Linked DNA regions of Mus musculus: region 1 is linked to region 2. Evidence: chromatin loops called from intact Hi-C (ENCODE). Cell type or tissue: heart. All regions are shown on one strand.

What was found. Peaks named below come from ENCODE experiments on the same cell type or tissue, not always from the same donor. Only the 100,000 strongest peaks of a DNase experiment are listed, where the experiment ranks them.
Region 1: a loop joins it to region 2, with 4 times the contacts of the local background. A loop is called at or near these places in 20 of 42 quality-filtered maps.

What each region holds. Positions count from the first base shown.
Region 1 is chr17:75,367,758-75,375,757 of GRCm38, reverse strand. All of the region lies in intron 31 of Ltbp1 (latent transforming growth factor beta binding protein 1), which reads right to left. Among named protein-coding and RNA genes, the nearest start is that of Rasgrp3, 64 kb to the left of the region's middle. In heart, CTCF peaks have their summits at 1,248 (motif pointing right), 3,200 (motif pointing left), 5,445 (motif pointing right) and 6,224 (motif pointing right); no DNase peak of the experiment used is centred here; H3K27ac peaks cover 265 bases.
Region 2 is chr17:74,806,348-74,814,347 of GRCm38, reverse strand. The region is part of intron 13 of Ttc27 (tetratricopeptide repeat domain 27); the gene reads right to left. Among named protein-coding and RNA genes, the nearest start is that of Ttc27, 93 kb to the right of the region's middle. In heart, CTCF peaks have their summits at 3,133 and 3,333 (motif pointing left); no DNase peak of the experiment used is centred here; H3K27ac peaks cover 725 bases.

The sequences.
Region 1 (8,000 bases), 560 kb before region 2:
AGATTTATTGTTTAAAAAATTGTGGTTCTGGGAATCAAATCAGGACGTCAAGCATGCTAGGCTCAAGTTCTACCTCTGGGTCCCACCCCTATCTCGGGCTGCTCTTTAAGCTCTTGTTAGCAGCTTTCCCCCAGTCATAAGGGGTGCAATCTGTCGTGTTGCTGGAAGGGAGAATGGATCAACCAAGTACCTGTCATTTACCAATGCTTGCCAGAGCTGGCCAGAGGTTAACTTTTAAAAGGCAGTAGCTGGCAGCTCGGCTCTATCCACAGTAGACTGGGAAAGGGTTTTTAAAGAAAAGGTAAGAGGACATGCAACCTTATCAGTTGAAAACCCCAGGCACACTTGGGGCTGTGGGCTTTTCCGAGCTGTTCTTACAGACATTTTTAGAGCAGACCACAACTGGCTCCGCAAAGAAGGAGAAGCAAACAAAACCTTGAACAACAACAGCAACAACAACGAACCCGGCAACCTTGTATGTAAAATATTTGAAACCCAACTCAGAGTAAACCCGTCAGATCAAGCTGGCACTGAAATGGAAACTTCTAGAAAACTGGACCCAGCATCTCAGATTTCAAAATGGAAAGCCGAGCCTGCTAAAGTAGTTACTTTAGAGATCAACCAGATTTCTTGTATCTCCCAACAACATCATTGGACTTTGGCCTGGTTTATTTCATTTTCTGCCTTCTTTTCTCTACTTTGGCTTGCTAACTTAGACTCAGATATGACGTTAGTGCTGTTCCCTCTCTTGACTGCTTAGCATTACTGAGTGTAGCCAAACCATTGCTGGCACACAAACAGTGTAGTCCCTGGAAAAAAAAAAGCATGGCTTAAATGTCCATCCCCTCATCCAAGCTATCCACAAGTGCTCATGTGCCCTATGACCTCCCAGTGACTGTGGTTAGGGACATTGGACCTTATCACTGTATTCAGGCTGCAGTCTAAGTCTAACGACCTTGAAGGGCCTCTCGCATACCTGCTGGTCCTCTACACTCCAGGGAGCCAGGCTCAGACCACAGCTCATTGTCCACACTTTGCCTTGCTCTATCAGGGTCTGTTATTTTTAGACAACCCCTACTCTTAGGCAAACCATGTTTATTTCTCTACTTAACATATTTTAAAGAAATGGCTACAATGCGATCTCGTAACCTGAATGGGGTCTCCTAGTGTGCTTCTTTTCCACTAATGCAACCACCAGAGCACGTTTTCTGTTTGTTTTGTCTCTTAATGTCCTGAGTACTCTGTCTGCATGCACACCTGCATGCCAGAAGAGGGCATCAGATCCCTTTATGGATGGCCATGTGTGCCATGTGGTTGCTGGGGATTGAACTCAGGACCTCTGGAAGAACACCCAGTGCTCTTAACTGCTGAGCCATCTCACCAGCCCCAGAGCACAGTTTCAGGCTGTTTCCAGCATCTCACTCCTGTCTACCTCCCCCATTTTATACCTGACCCCACTGTTATTTATGTCTGTTCATCTAGTCCAGTGGTTCTCTACCTGTGCGACACGACCCCTTGGCCAAACGTCTACCTCCAAAAATATTTACATTATGATCAAGACAGTAGGAACCACGAAAATAATTTTATAGTTGTGGGGTCACCACAACATGAAGAACTATACTAAAGATTGCAGCACTGGGAAGGCTGAGAGCCATTGATGGAGCCACTTTCCCAGGTCAGCTATCCCTTTCCCATTTCAGAGACAGGGACCACAAAAACACTGTCCACAGGGAACCTTCAGCATGGTGGGGAGGCTCAAGATAAGACCTAGTTCCTGTGGGTGACAACAAGCAGTTGGATAGAGTTGAATTGATTCTGTCCTATTAACACTTAGGAGCCAACTCATAGAAAGCTAATTACAAAAACCAATGCACGTGACAGCCACACGATCCTAGTCACACGGAGACAGTAAAGACACATGGGGCTGGAGAGAGCACGATTGCCTCGTGTCTTGGCTCTTGATTCTCCAATAACTGCCTGAGTCAATCTTGGATTTTCTCTACCCAGTGACCTCGGGTGGCCTAAAATGATGATTCTACAGACTGCAGATGTAAGAGGGCCAGTGTATGAACGCTTTCTTCAGAGTGAAGTTCTCCTTCCTGCCCCTGGGTACTATGGATGTGGACTGTGTTTAAAAGAGCTGTGGACTGGGGAAAACCTTGGGATTTCAGTTTGAAAGGTATTTGCTCTAAGAATTAGGACCTTAGGTTGAAAGAGAGTTAAATTAATTTGAATAAGTGAGTGAACAGTATTTAAATATACAAAGAAATTCAAATTACTTATATGTTCTTGAGATAGGGCATCTAGACCAGGCTGCCTTGCACTCGCTATGGAGGACGAGGATTATTTTGAACGCCCTCAGCCTCCTGCCTTTACACCCCTAGTGTTCAGGTCACAGCAGTGCAACTCCATGCTGGGTTTATGTGGTGCTAGGAATCCAACCCAGGGCCTTTCGTTTGGCAGACATGTTCTCTACCAACTGAGCCTCATCCTCAGCCGCTGTATTTAAGCTTGACCTCTCTGATATTAATAAGGCTGTTTAAATATTAAAAATTTTAAGAGCTGTGGGCTATCTTATCAGCTACAGAACTTTCGAGACATCAAGCGGACAATTTATAAGGGAAGGCTTAACAATTTATGACAATGTTAGGACTTATGTACAGCAGGACATATAATGTCTTCCTTGAGACAGAAACAAGAAGAAAGAATAAATGCATTTTCTAGGAGGTTGTTTTAGGGTGAAATGCTGTATATATTCAAGTTAACCGCTTAGAGTCTAGGTTTTACATTTTGTAGATCTAATACATCGAGTGTTCGCTTCAAAAGCTGTCATTAGCTGGCCCTCTACAGGCATGAAGCCTCCCTCGTAGCTCACACGGTGCACTGGTAGAGAAGCCCGCAGGGCACAAGGGAAGCTTCTTTGTCAGCATGCAGAGCTATTGGGGCCATACCCGTTCCTAAATGCTCTGGCACCCTTAAGAGCTCTTCCTAAACTCCCTTGAATGCCCACCTTGAATACTGGTTTGGATGCTTGCCTCCCTTCAAAGAGATGCTGGCACTGTATAACAAGGTAACCATGTAGAACCGGAATGAACTCAACTTATTTTCTAGAAGGGGATTTAATAATAATCACTTAACATAGGGGTATTTACTGTCCTACAACCCAGGCAGTAGCACAGCTAGCACCTGATCGCCACCTTGAGGCAGGTGTTGGTACTGCCATTCTACGCTGGAAGAACCAGGCTAACAGATGTATAGACATAATTCTTTATTGAATGTTGTTTTACAACCACCCCATTGTAAAAAGAAAGCTTTTTTTTTTTTTGCTTTATGGGAGGGGTGATGTTTCATTTTCTAAATAAATACAACAATCTCTCAGTGAGGAACAGTAAAAATTGCAGGCCAGCCATTCCACACAGCATATAATTTCCCTGGACACCAACATTCAACCCCACAGAAGTGAACCCTGCCTTCATGGAATACTTCCAACTCAGCTTAGAAGGCTTGCATGAGCTTCTAGCTTAGCCATCCTCCATTCTACCTGGATCGCAGTTACTTTTCGGGAATCACAGTGTACAGAACATGTGGCCAAAAGGCTGCATGCGCTCACACTAAGACAGGATTAAATTGTCATTAGTTCACAGAGAGCTCTTAATTTTAGATACAGGAGATTTGAAAGCATGTGCCTAGTGCAGCGGGGAGAACCAGTCGTCGAACCAGAGTGGGATCCTGGGTCTCCTAAGAAAACGCGGTGGCCCTCTGCTGTGCTTCCCAAATGGGATGTTCCCGAGTTATTATTAACATTCTCTGGAAAGACATTTCTTGGAAAAGCCCTTACGCCATCAACGCTGAAAGGGTTTTTACAACTATTGCCCAGTTACAATATTTTTTCAAGTGTCGCCTGCAAGTCAAATGTCTGTCTTCCTTCTCACCTCAGGACTGTTACACAACAGCTCACACTGGGATCTTTGAGAACGTGGGAGAGCCAGGCCATGCGAGGATGTGGAAGTCACGGGCTCAGTCATCTCTAAGGCAGAGTCTAAATTCTTTTACTTGGGTAAAACCATATAAAAAGGTGGTGCTAGATTAGATTTACAGCATTTTGACACAGGGAAAGTATCATGCGTATATTTAGGAGACAGATTTAGGAATAAAACACCCTAGTTCACAATTCTGTCTTTCCAAACATAAATTGTGAACACGTCACAAACTTTTTGGCCTACTATAGAGAGTATGTTTGGTAAATAACAAAATGAAGGAAGAAATGTATAGTTTTAAATACATTTAAATTTAAATATAAAGTTTAGATTGAAGTTGAAAGTGAAAACAGGAGAATGATATACAATTTAGATTTGCATCTCAGGAAATGGATCTCTCTTCTTGTCAACCCGAGAAGCACATAACTTACTGGCCATAACACTGGTGTTAAGAGGCAGGTACATGAAGGGCTTATGCAACTTAATCATTTGAAAAGAAAATCCTTTCTTTTAGGTAGCGTCCACCTAAACAGGAGACATTAGGTAATACTGTCATGGATCCTCATGTATATTCACTTCATGCATCTCATGCTATTTATCAGTCACTCATTTAACACCCACACGGGAAACAGAGATGACATAATTACACCTAGTCCCAGCTTTCTGAGTTCAAGTCTCAGGTCAACATTTCTGTTTATTTTAAATGAGATGATTGTATACAATATATATGTATTAAAAACAAACTCAAGTAGTGAAAAGGATATAAATTTATAAGAAGCCATCAACACAGCTATGCATGTTCTTTCTTTGAATGTATTACGCAAAAGACAGTTTACTCAAGTTGTTTTATGCCTCTGTATAAAATATGGCCTATGGCTGGCAATATGGCTCAATGGGTAAAGATGTTTTCTGGCAAGCCTGTTGACCCAGACCTACAGGATCTCACTACACACACACACACACACACACACACACACACACACACATACACACACACACACACACGATAAGTAAATGTAATAAAAGTTTAAAAAATGGCTTAGCAGCATTCTCTACCAGGCTCTGTAGCTGTGCTTCAGTTAGAAAATGCCTGCAGAGTATTCTCCACTGGACAGATGTATCACAGCTCATCAGTCGGCTCCAGACACAGGCAGTTTCATTTCTCCTTATGGTGTTTGGTTTTCTGTCACTCAAACACATCCATAAGATGTGTTCCCCAAAAGAGTTAGTGACCCCAGTATTCATATGCATTTGTATCTTCAGACTGCTTAGTTGCAATCTAAAAGGACAACAATTCTAATATACTGACCACTATTAAAATATGATTGAAATGTGTGCCTTTGTGCCACTGCCATTTCCATTGAGACTGTAACAAAAAAATGAAAGCGAGGGCCACTCTGACCAATAATACCAGAGCTCTCAAGAATGCTTCTAAGGTGGATGTATGCTGTAGTACAAGAGACTACCAACAGGGGGCACTCTCCCAACACTGCAGTTAACCCATTAGTTAACCCATTAGGTAAGCACCTGACATGCATACATTTTAGAAGGGAGCTCTCCATCAAGACCTTATGTTCAGTTACCTTACAACATGGCTTTCTGAATGATTTATCCATCGGGAGTAAAATTCTTTACATAGTCTAATTATAAACACGGCGATTCCTGGGTACTATAGAATCTAGTGTTCAAATGTGTCTGCCTTTCATTGCTCACAGAAAAAAGTTTATCTTCGTTTGATAACAACAGTATATATGTATATATGCATGTATGCATATATATGTATATATATTATATATGTGTGTATATGTATGTTTGTGTGTGTGTGTATATATATATATATATATATATTCCAAAAACATTAAGTTTATGCTTTATTTGGGCAAGAATCATTGGCCAACTGGGTATATATGACCCATGACCCATCCGGCCCGTCAATGTGCATGGCTGACACTGCTTTCATTTGATTTGCAACCCTCACTACTAACTCTAAAACCACGTCCTGTTGCCTGCATCAGCACACCATACAGGAACACTAAAAGGTTTCAGCTTCAATTCGCCACTCTGTTACTTTCATGTTTCAAAAAAAAATGCTGTGCATTTCAAATGCACTTTGAGTTCTGGGGGAGCGAGGACTTGATCACACTAAACCCACAGAGTCTGGAGGCAAGATGCCTGGATCTGACTCTGGCATTGAGCAGGCCTTGACAATGCAGGCTACTCCTCCTCAGCCACATCTCCTCCAGCAGGAGGCAGTGGTTGTGCATCTAAGATAGAGCCAACCGGGCGGGCGCCTTTCAACAATTCCTGGCACCGAGACCCATGAAAACCAAGCAGGAAATGTCTAATCAAAGATCCCACATTCTGATAACTCCGAGTTCCTTCCAGCCTGGCATGAAAACTTCCCAGAGAGCAAAGCCTGCCTCTCCCTTCTCTCATCTGAAATATGGATACAGTGGTTTATTTGGTTTGAACTTATTTGGTTTTCTTAACAGCCTTGCCTTTCAGATTCTCAGTTCACAGGATGATAAATGGATCAAATATCGATGTCCTCCCAAAAGAGACTCCAGCAACTGACATTGTAAGGGCAGGTAGAGAAGGTATTGCAGAAGTGGACGGGAAGAAGAGGAGGCAGGGTGGGAACAAGATAGGGAAGCCTGTGGAGTTCTAGAAGGCAGAGGTTGTTAGCACATGCCACCACACCACTGACACACGCCCTTCACCTTACCACCAATAATCAGGGGCTTTCTCCTAAACGAGCCTGCCATTTGGCCCCTTTAACTAGCTGAAGGCTGCCATCAAATCCAGAATGGCCCCCAAAGTGAACAAAATTACACAAGAACATAGTTCTTCTTGTGTGAGGTTCTCCTAACATAAATCCTTCACCCTCCACTCACTTCCCCCCCCCCATGCAGTGCCAACACACAAGGCAGAGTCTAGCTTCTGAGAGCTCAAGGAATGAGCCACTCCCACAGCCTCCACGTGCCAGTCTTCCCAGACTTGCCGCTTGAGCAAGAGTTAATGCCTATGACCTATTGGACCAGAAGTGTGAAGGCCTGTTTTGAGCCAGAGCTGTACTTTACACGGCACTTTAATGCTCAAAGCTGATGGCAGGCACTGCGATTTATTCTTCAAACTCCCCCAGCCTTGTTTCCATCAGTAACCAATCGTTCCCTAAAACAGGGTGGTCCTCCTTCAGAAACTGGAAGGTTCAGCGATGGCAGGCTGGGTTAATCCAGAGTTTAAATTAACAAAGGACAATGCTGTCCTTCTCAATAGTCTAGAAATGCAGAAATCGTGCGTTTAGAGGACTCAGAGACAGCGTTCCGAGCATGCAGTTTTAAAACGCGCACATTCTTTGGTTCCTCTGAAACACTAGTGACTATCATTGTGAGGGCAGGTTTGAACCTCCTCAGATGCTGCTCAGTGTCTCACTAGCTGTTGGACATACACTGGAGGCATGTTCACCAAGACTTGTCAGAATGCAGAACCCTGTACTCTCATCCTTCCAACCTCAGAACCAGGGCTGGAGTTCAGATGAGACTCTCTGCTCACTGGCTTGATCTTTATGTTTATGGAGCAGCAGTGTAGAAGAGAAAATTGTATAACAACAATCATTTCTACATCCGTGGATTCATGATCAGCTATTAGGTAGCTATATATTTTATAAGAGCCTTTGAATTTGATTACATTAGAAAACACAGCTGACTTGAATCTAGTGTACATGAGTGAGTAAGTGTGTGTGTGTGTGCGCGCGCGTGCGCGAGCTCTTGTACGCCATGTGTGTGAAGGTGCCTGCAGAGGCTAAAAGAGGGCATTAGATCTTCCGGACCTTGGGTTACAGATAGTTGTGAGCCACCTGACATGGTACTGAAAACCAAACTCAAGTCCTCCGGAGTATCAGCAAGTGCTTTCTCTCAGTCATTGAGCTACCTCTCCAGCTCTGATGTGAATGTCTCTTCTGAAAACCCATTCGATGACATTGAATTACACAAGGTGTTTGGCTCACCAGTCACAGGCAGTAAA
Region 2 (8,000 bases):
CAATATCCAAAATTTCACAGGGTACCAAAAAGATATCCTTACTTCCAGACAAGTAATTTTAAGAACATGACTCCCCTATTACCAAAAGATAGGATGGATGTTTTTGGTTGTTTGACATGTAATGGTTGTTTATCATCTAGAGTGGTTGGCTGATACTGGTTATGGTCCGGGAGGAAACAAAACAATGTTTAAATCAGAGATCTTTCTCTTCTATCTAAAAATGGAGAAAAGGAGGGGAAATGGGGACTAACAATAAATAAATAAATAAATAACCAATTAGCCTACTAGTCTTAAATATTTTACTTTGGCATAGGTGTATAATGATAGAAATTTAAGATTGTTTTGTTCGACTATTGTCTAATAATAGAAATTTAAGGTCGTTTTGTTTCATTATTGTATTTCGATGGAAATTTAAGGTTGCTCTGAATATTTAATGATAAAATTTTAAGGTTGTTTTGCTTGACTTCTGTTTGATATGTTGTATACAAGCACCTTATCTAAAATATGGTATAAAGTTCTAGTTTTATGGTTCTCATAATTATTTCTATTGCATGTAGGTTGTTAATGACAGAGAAAAAGACAACTCTTATTAAAAAAAAACAGAATGGGGGATATGAAGTGAAAATTTCCGGTTTCTTTAACAACTCTGTTGTGTACTCTGTTGTGTCACATGCTTTTTGGAAGGTGTCTTTGTAAGAGGGTGTCTTAGTCAGGGTTTCTATTCTTGCACAAACATCATGACCAAGAAGCAAGTTGGGGAGGAAAGGGTTTATTTGGCTTACACTTCCATGCTGCTGTTCATCACCAAAGAAGTCAGGACTGGAACTCAAGCAGGTCAGGAAGCAGGAGCTGATGCAGAGGCCATGGAGGGATGTTCTTATTGGCTTGCCTCCCCTGGCTTGCTCAGCCTGCTCTCTTATAGAACCCAAAACTACCAGCCCAGAGTTGGCACCACCCACAAGGGGCTTTTTCCCCTTGATCACTAATTGAAAAAATGCCTTACAGTTGGATCTTACAGAGGCATTTCCTTAACTGAAGCTCCTTTCTCTGTGATAACTCCAGCTGTGTCAAGTTGACACAAAACTAGCCAGTACAGAGGGCATGTGATGCTTTGCTGAAAACAGACCCTTGAGAGGATGTGTGATGTCTAGAAAGAAGATAAATGGAAGGCCATAAACTGAGAGGATGCTCTTGCACTCTTCTTCACTAGTCCTCACTTCATAGAATTACATCAAAGGAATTCTCAGGGTGTTCCAGCTCATTCTGGCTGCTTGCCTTGCTGTTTCTGTTAAATCAAGTTGCCACTACTGATCTGTATTTGGTGTTTGTTATTGAACTGGACTGCTGGTATCCTGACAACAAAGAGTGGAACTGCTCCCAAGGAACTACTTCAAACAGGTCCACAACCCCCTTTTCCTCTTAATCACCTTTCTCCCCTACCTCTGATCAGTGGGCTAGAAGGGAGGTTGGAGCATTTAAGAATCCTAAATAAAGTAGATTTTGAAAATATCTAAGCCTACAGACCACCCCTCAGGAAGGCAGGATTACCCCCAGGAAGGCAAGCTCATCTTAAACCATGCTATAGAAACAGTAGAATAATGAGCCCTTTGATGACGTATTCTCCTCCAGCCTCGAGTACAGTCAAGAGCCTCAGTGACTCTGTGAGCGTGCCCACTTTTCTGAGTACAAATGTACAGCTTTTCTTTTCCCTTTTTTTTCTCTTTAAGGTGCTGGCCAGAACCTAAATATGCCTTTTCTAGTACATTGGGCTTCCTTACTCTTTCTCTCTCTAAACAACATCTCCAAGCCCCTATGTGTCACCATGTGTCTCACCTCCACACCAGCTTAACTCAAAGGACAGGGTATTCCTTATCTCTCCAGTCTCCTCCTCCAGACAGCTGTTGGGATTTACAGCTTGCCTGCTCTGCGAATTTTTTTGAATACTAATAAAATTATACATAATTTTCCATTAAAGTCTATTCTAAAATTACCTTATTAATGGAACTAAGAACCCAAAATTTCTGTTAACAATAGTATATACTAATTTTGCCTAGCCACATCTCATTCCAACCTTTCATATACTATAATCATTCCTGTTCCCTCTTTCTAGTCACCTTAACAAGCATCTACTAAGTATGCCAGGCCCTGACACTACGAGCTTTCCATTTACAACTTCATGTATTCCTCACAGAAACTCTGCTAGGTAATGAATGTCACCCTCATTAAGGAAATGCTGAACATAGGAGGTGTTCAACCACATCAGTGTTACTCCAAGCCTCACCCTCCCCACCGCACCACACTGCCTCTCAATATACCATCCTACCCGCACATGAGCTATGGTTTATGACAATACACCTGTCTTAGTTAGGGCTTTACTACTGTGAGCAGACACCATGACCAAGGCAACTCTTATAAAGGCAGGATTTAATGGAGGCTGCTTACAGGTTCAGAGCTTCAGTCCATTATCATCAAGGCAGGAGCACTGCAGCATGCATGCAGGCACAGTGCAGGTGTCTACATCTTCAACTTCAGGTCACTAGGAGAATACTAGCTTCTAGGCAGCTAGGACTCGGGTATTAAAGCCCACACCACCCACAGTGACACACCTACTCCAAGAAGGCCACACCTCCTAATAATGTCACTTCCTAGCCCAAACATACAAATCATCACACCACCCCAGTCACCAGTACCGAAAGACGGGGGGAAATAATGCAGTAACATGTACCTTCAGAACACAAATGAGTCCTTCCCCAAAGGCTGCCTTGTCAGGCCATGCACAGACAGAGAAGCAGCAACAGAGGGGTGGGCATGTTCAGATGGAGGGGAGCATCAAAAGGGTCTTGCCAAAAATGGAAACAAGCACTTGGCAGAAAGGCTCTGTTGAGATTTCTATAGAGCTCACACATCTAGAGCAAGCCAGGAGGCCATTGCTATTGCTGGCCATGACCTATGGAAGCCAGAGTCCACTGTATGGGAGTCAATGCAAAAAACAAAAGCAAAACAACTGTTTATTTTAAATAATGTGATGCCTGTATTTAAATAATGATTGCTTAAATATTTTAAATAACTTAAAACAAAAAACAAAAACAAAACCACAAGTGGCTGGAATATGGCCCCCTAGCATCAGAGAGAGTATAACAGAAGTGAGCAGACGATGGCTGACTCAGGAGACTCTGAGCACCTGCGTGGCTTCAGCTGTAATACGCAACCTCAGAGACTCAGTTCCTGGATGTTAAGGGGGGGGGGGTGTTAAACCAGGCTATAATTCCAAGGCTCTGGGACTCCCCAGAAGTGATAGGGTTCTGAGGTACACTGGTGCCATCTAGTGGTGGGATAAATACATTGGTCATACAAGACAGTATTTGGAATCAGCAGATTTGAAGAGATATAAAGGGAGTCTATTCAATTAGAGGCCTTAGAAATCAATTCAAAAGAGGCCAAGAGAAAAACATGGTCTATAGAGGAAGTTTACTCAAAGCTTCATGATTACTAGTTTCTGGAGTGCAGTGTTGGGTAGTGAGGAGAGCAATTACAGCACTTTATAAACTTCAACACCAAAAATAGAAATTAGCCATCTAAGGCCACTAGAGAATGAGTAAAATTACTTTTATGACTAAAAAGATAACTTTACAGCACGAAGGAAACAGACAGAAATACCACTTGCTTGGATATCACAATTTCCTTTTGTTTTGTTTTGTTTTGTTTTCAAGACAGAGTTTCTCTGTGTAGTCCCGGCTGTCCTGGAACTCACTCTGTAGACCAGGCTGACCTTGAACTCAGAGATCTGCCTGCCTCTGCCTCCCAAGTGCTGGGATTAAAGGCGTGCACCACCACTGCCTCGCCAGTTTTCTGACTTGCTACCCAGAGTTCCTTCTTCCTAAGGGACTGGGGGGCTTGGGGGTGGGAATGGGGCGCTGTCCACATGAATAAACAAGTTCACAATTTCTGCTATGTCCCTTCGGGACCAACTGGTTGGCGTCTGTCTGTCACATGAACTAAAGGTTAACATAATCTAGCCCTAAAGGCACGCCCCGTTCTCTATCCTGTGCCTTCTTCCCTACCTCAGTCTCATGGCACAAATGAAAACAAGCTGTTGAATATAGTTCAACAAACAGGAAATACCCTTAGGCCAAATCCAAGATCACTGCCACCTCTGTTTGGTAGTGGCTTTCCCCAAGACATGCTCCATGCTCTTAAGTCGTGCATCACCATACTTGCACTCTAATATTCCCCTCACTGAAGGAGAACACTCTTTAACCTGTCAGTTTTACTGTCTCCCTAAGGGGATAGTTTCCTTAATTTTCCTTTTACTGTTGTAAAAGAATTCTACTATTGGTTGTTTAATGCTGTTTCTTGTTTGGATGTTTACAGCTATTCTGTTATTTGCCTCTTCTTTCCAGAAAACTTACACCACGTAAGTCATCTGCTCCCGAGACCTTCCCAGAAGGTTTATCTCCCTGTTGGCTACAGATAACGGGCAAGAGTGATTTCTCTCATCACCTTGCAGAGCAACAGGCGGGAGAGACAGTTGCACGTTTGCTGCAGAGAGCTGACTGCACCAGAACTGAGCTAGCCCATACGTATGCTGGCTCTGCTTTTCCGAGCAGTGGAGTGATTGCAGACTCGGCTTTCCACCTTATGCAGGCACAGAACAGACCGGCCTGTGCCATGCCTCTGGGGTTCCTAGGTCTCAGAACCAAGCAGGCATCAGGCAGGGTTTCCACCTTCCCCACTCTATCACGGCCCAGACGCTACCACAGGGTTCTTGGCAGCTGTAAAATTAAGCCTTAGGAGTTTCTTTCTTTTTTTTCCCTTCCTTCCTTTCTTTTTTTTTTCCTTCCTTCCTTTCTTTTTTTTATTGCTAGCCAATATGAGAAAGAAAGAAAAAGACTCTTTTTTTTCTGTACATATTATTCACATATGTCCATCCTGTCTGCTCTTTGAAAAGGGAACACCAACCTCCTTGAATTTTCTACCACAAGTAATAACTTTACGACAGAAATTATTGGGTCACATTTCAAATGTAGATACTTTATCCTTTCAAAAACTAAAATGAGTCAGGCATAGTGTCACATGCCATAAACCCAGTGTTAGGGAGGCTGAAGCAGAAAAATGACAAGCTCAAAGCCAACCTAGCCTACACAGTAAGATCCTGCCTCAAAACAAAAACCACTAAAAGGACAGGCAACATTTGCCCTGTACATAAGGGTGAGTATGGCCCAGGCCTTGGGATGAACCATGATTCAAAGGTCTGACTCACAGGGAGAGCTCAGGAGATTCACTGGGCACCCTGTGCCAGACAGCTCCAATCTTACAACTTTATTCTGCTTCTTCCAATAGCCCAGTGACTCTTTGTTGACGGGAAACAACGTCTACGCTAACAGCTGAAGGTATTCAGGACGCTCTAGACTTGGCCTTGGCCAATATGGCACTGTGTCCTCCACAATCTCCTACAGAGGTCAAACCGAGAAGTTAAGAGCTCTGAAGCTAGGGCAAATGTCCAGGCTGAATATCAACTCCTGTCTTCATCAACTACAGCGGCTGGTACAAACTGACACTTCTAATTCTTCATCTATAAAGTTAGTAAAAACATTAAGGATCTTGGTGATTGTGCCGCTGGCTAAGAGTATCTACAGAGTGCTTAAAAGTCAGTACCTGAAGCCTGGTCATATGTAAAACTCCTTGCTGTGTTACTATTAGGATAGAATAGAATAAAGTCAGAACTCTACAGTCACCAAGAATCTTTGCTTTCTAAATGACTGGTGTTTGCACATGCAGAATATATTATTCCCAGAAGACATGCCCCCAGTTTCACTTCTGTGAATCTAACCCTTCTTTAAGTGCTCAGTGAAAATCACTTCTCCATCAGGCCTTTCCTGACCATCCATTGTTGCTTCATTCGCCTCTAGGCAGCAAAAGCACACTGCCCATTTATTCTACCACTGCTCACAGGGGACTCACACCTCTCCTCTCCCCACTGACACACAAAAAACAAAGGATTGCAAGCCTGCATCTTAACAAGCTTTTGCATCTCTCAATACTGCTAAAGGAATCCACGTTACATCCTAGCTTAGATCATCAGTGCTTTAAAAAGCTCCAGTCTCAGGAAAGCATTAGTCCCGTTGACTGCCCCCTACCACTCAGCACTGCCACTGGCTTCCCTTCACCTTTGTCCACCAGTGTTTCACTTCTGCCTGCAATAAAACAAGGCCGTCTAGTATCTCTTTACTTAGCTGTCTATTCTCGGTTCAGCACTGCATTTGACCACCATCTCCCTAGGAAGCAGGTTACTGATAGTAATCTGCTGTCTCACCGCACCCACTCTTCAGTCCTCAGAGTCTGTTTTTGATCGTCACCAGCAGGCTTCAAGCCAGGGACCAGTTCTTGGCTTTCTATGAATGTTATAGCATTTGGCATCACCCTGATAGTTTCATTTCTATGATCCCTTCCCTTAGTTCTTTCCCCTCTGGCCAATGTGCTGTGTTGACCCGAGTATATTCCATTTCATTTGTATTTCTGGCAGTGTCCTTCTCCTACCTTCCTCCAGTCACTGGAGATGTCCAGAGTACAGGGCTCGGTCTCATATTCTAAGCTGGTACAATGTTCTCTAAGACATTTGCTTACTACTGCAGTTTCAATTTAAGTCCGAGGAGCAGCATCTGCATGCTCTATACAATGGCTTTTCACTCAGGCTTTTAGCTCTAAGGGACTGTCAGCTATCTTTGCTTTAACACAGCACCGTCACCTCCTATTTAACACCCAAAACCATATCACATCTCCTGCAAAAAGGTACTTTCCCTTCTTCCTGAATTTCCTGTGGCTAATTTAAGAGACATCTGAGTCAGGAGATGTTGCTGCGTAGTATAATGTATAGTTGCCATGTGCCAACACTCGGGTTCAATCCCCCTGTACTACACACAGACACAGACACAGACACAGACACAGACACAGACACAGACACAGACACACATACACACACAGCATCTGGCATTCACACTGGTTCCAAGGCTTCCTTCAATCATGCCAATCCAAGGGTAAACTCGAAAATTTTCCTTTGTAGCAAACCTCAACCTATTCTTGCTCCTTCCTGCTCCTGCTCCTTCCTGCTCCTTCCTGCTCCTGCTCACAGCTGAAGTCACAGTTAAACTTTCAACAATACTATGTGTGCCGTCATTTACACAAAATCACAATAGAGTCCCCTACCCGTAGAGTTAGATAACCCTAAAGCAGGGCCTTAAGTGGTTCACAAACTGGTTCTCCTTTTGTTCTTTTCCAGCACAAGCTCTTTGCTCTCTGCTCATAGGCTGGCCCAGCTAATGCATGCCACATCTGCACCTGCTCTATGGCAGGCCATTGATACTGTTTAGTCACATAACTACGTAACCACCTATCCAAGCAACCACCTTTCCGAAAAGACAAAGAATACTAAAACAATTTCAAATTGATGATTTTTAAAAAGCATATCTATTAACTATTTAGCAGTTGTTGATTTTATCATGTTGGGGGATTTAAAGACTACTGTATTTAAAAACCCCAAATCAAATATCTATCAAGTATGTTGGTTCAAATATAATCCAGGACTCAGGAGGCCGAGGCAAGAGGACTGTGAATTCTGGACCATTTTGGGAGACAAAGTGAGTCAGTATCTCATCATACTGCCACCACCACTATTAGCAACAACACAGAAGCCGCTTACCAGGAAATACATGAAGCAAAATGGCATCTTATTGTGTGCAATTTGTGTCCTCTAAAACAAGTAACTTCATCGTCAATATCTGTCTAGCATACATGAATTTATAGCAGCACTTAGAAATGTTAGATTTGTCCCATGACAGATGGAATTTTATCCAGAATTTTAATACCTTTTATCCAGAATGTTTGAATAGATCAAAACCCTACACTATTACAACAAATTAATCTATTAAAACTAATTTTGCTCATTTTCATTTGCCCTATATAAAAAGTGAAATGCTAGAGAAAAACAAAAAAGAAAAGATCCT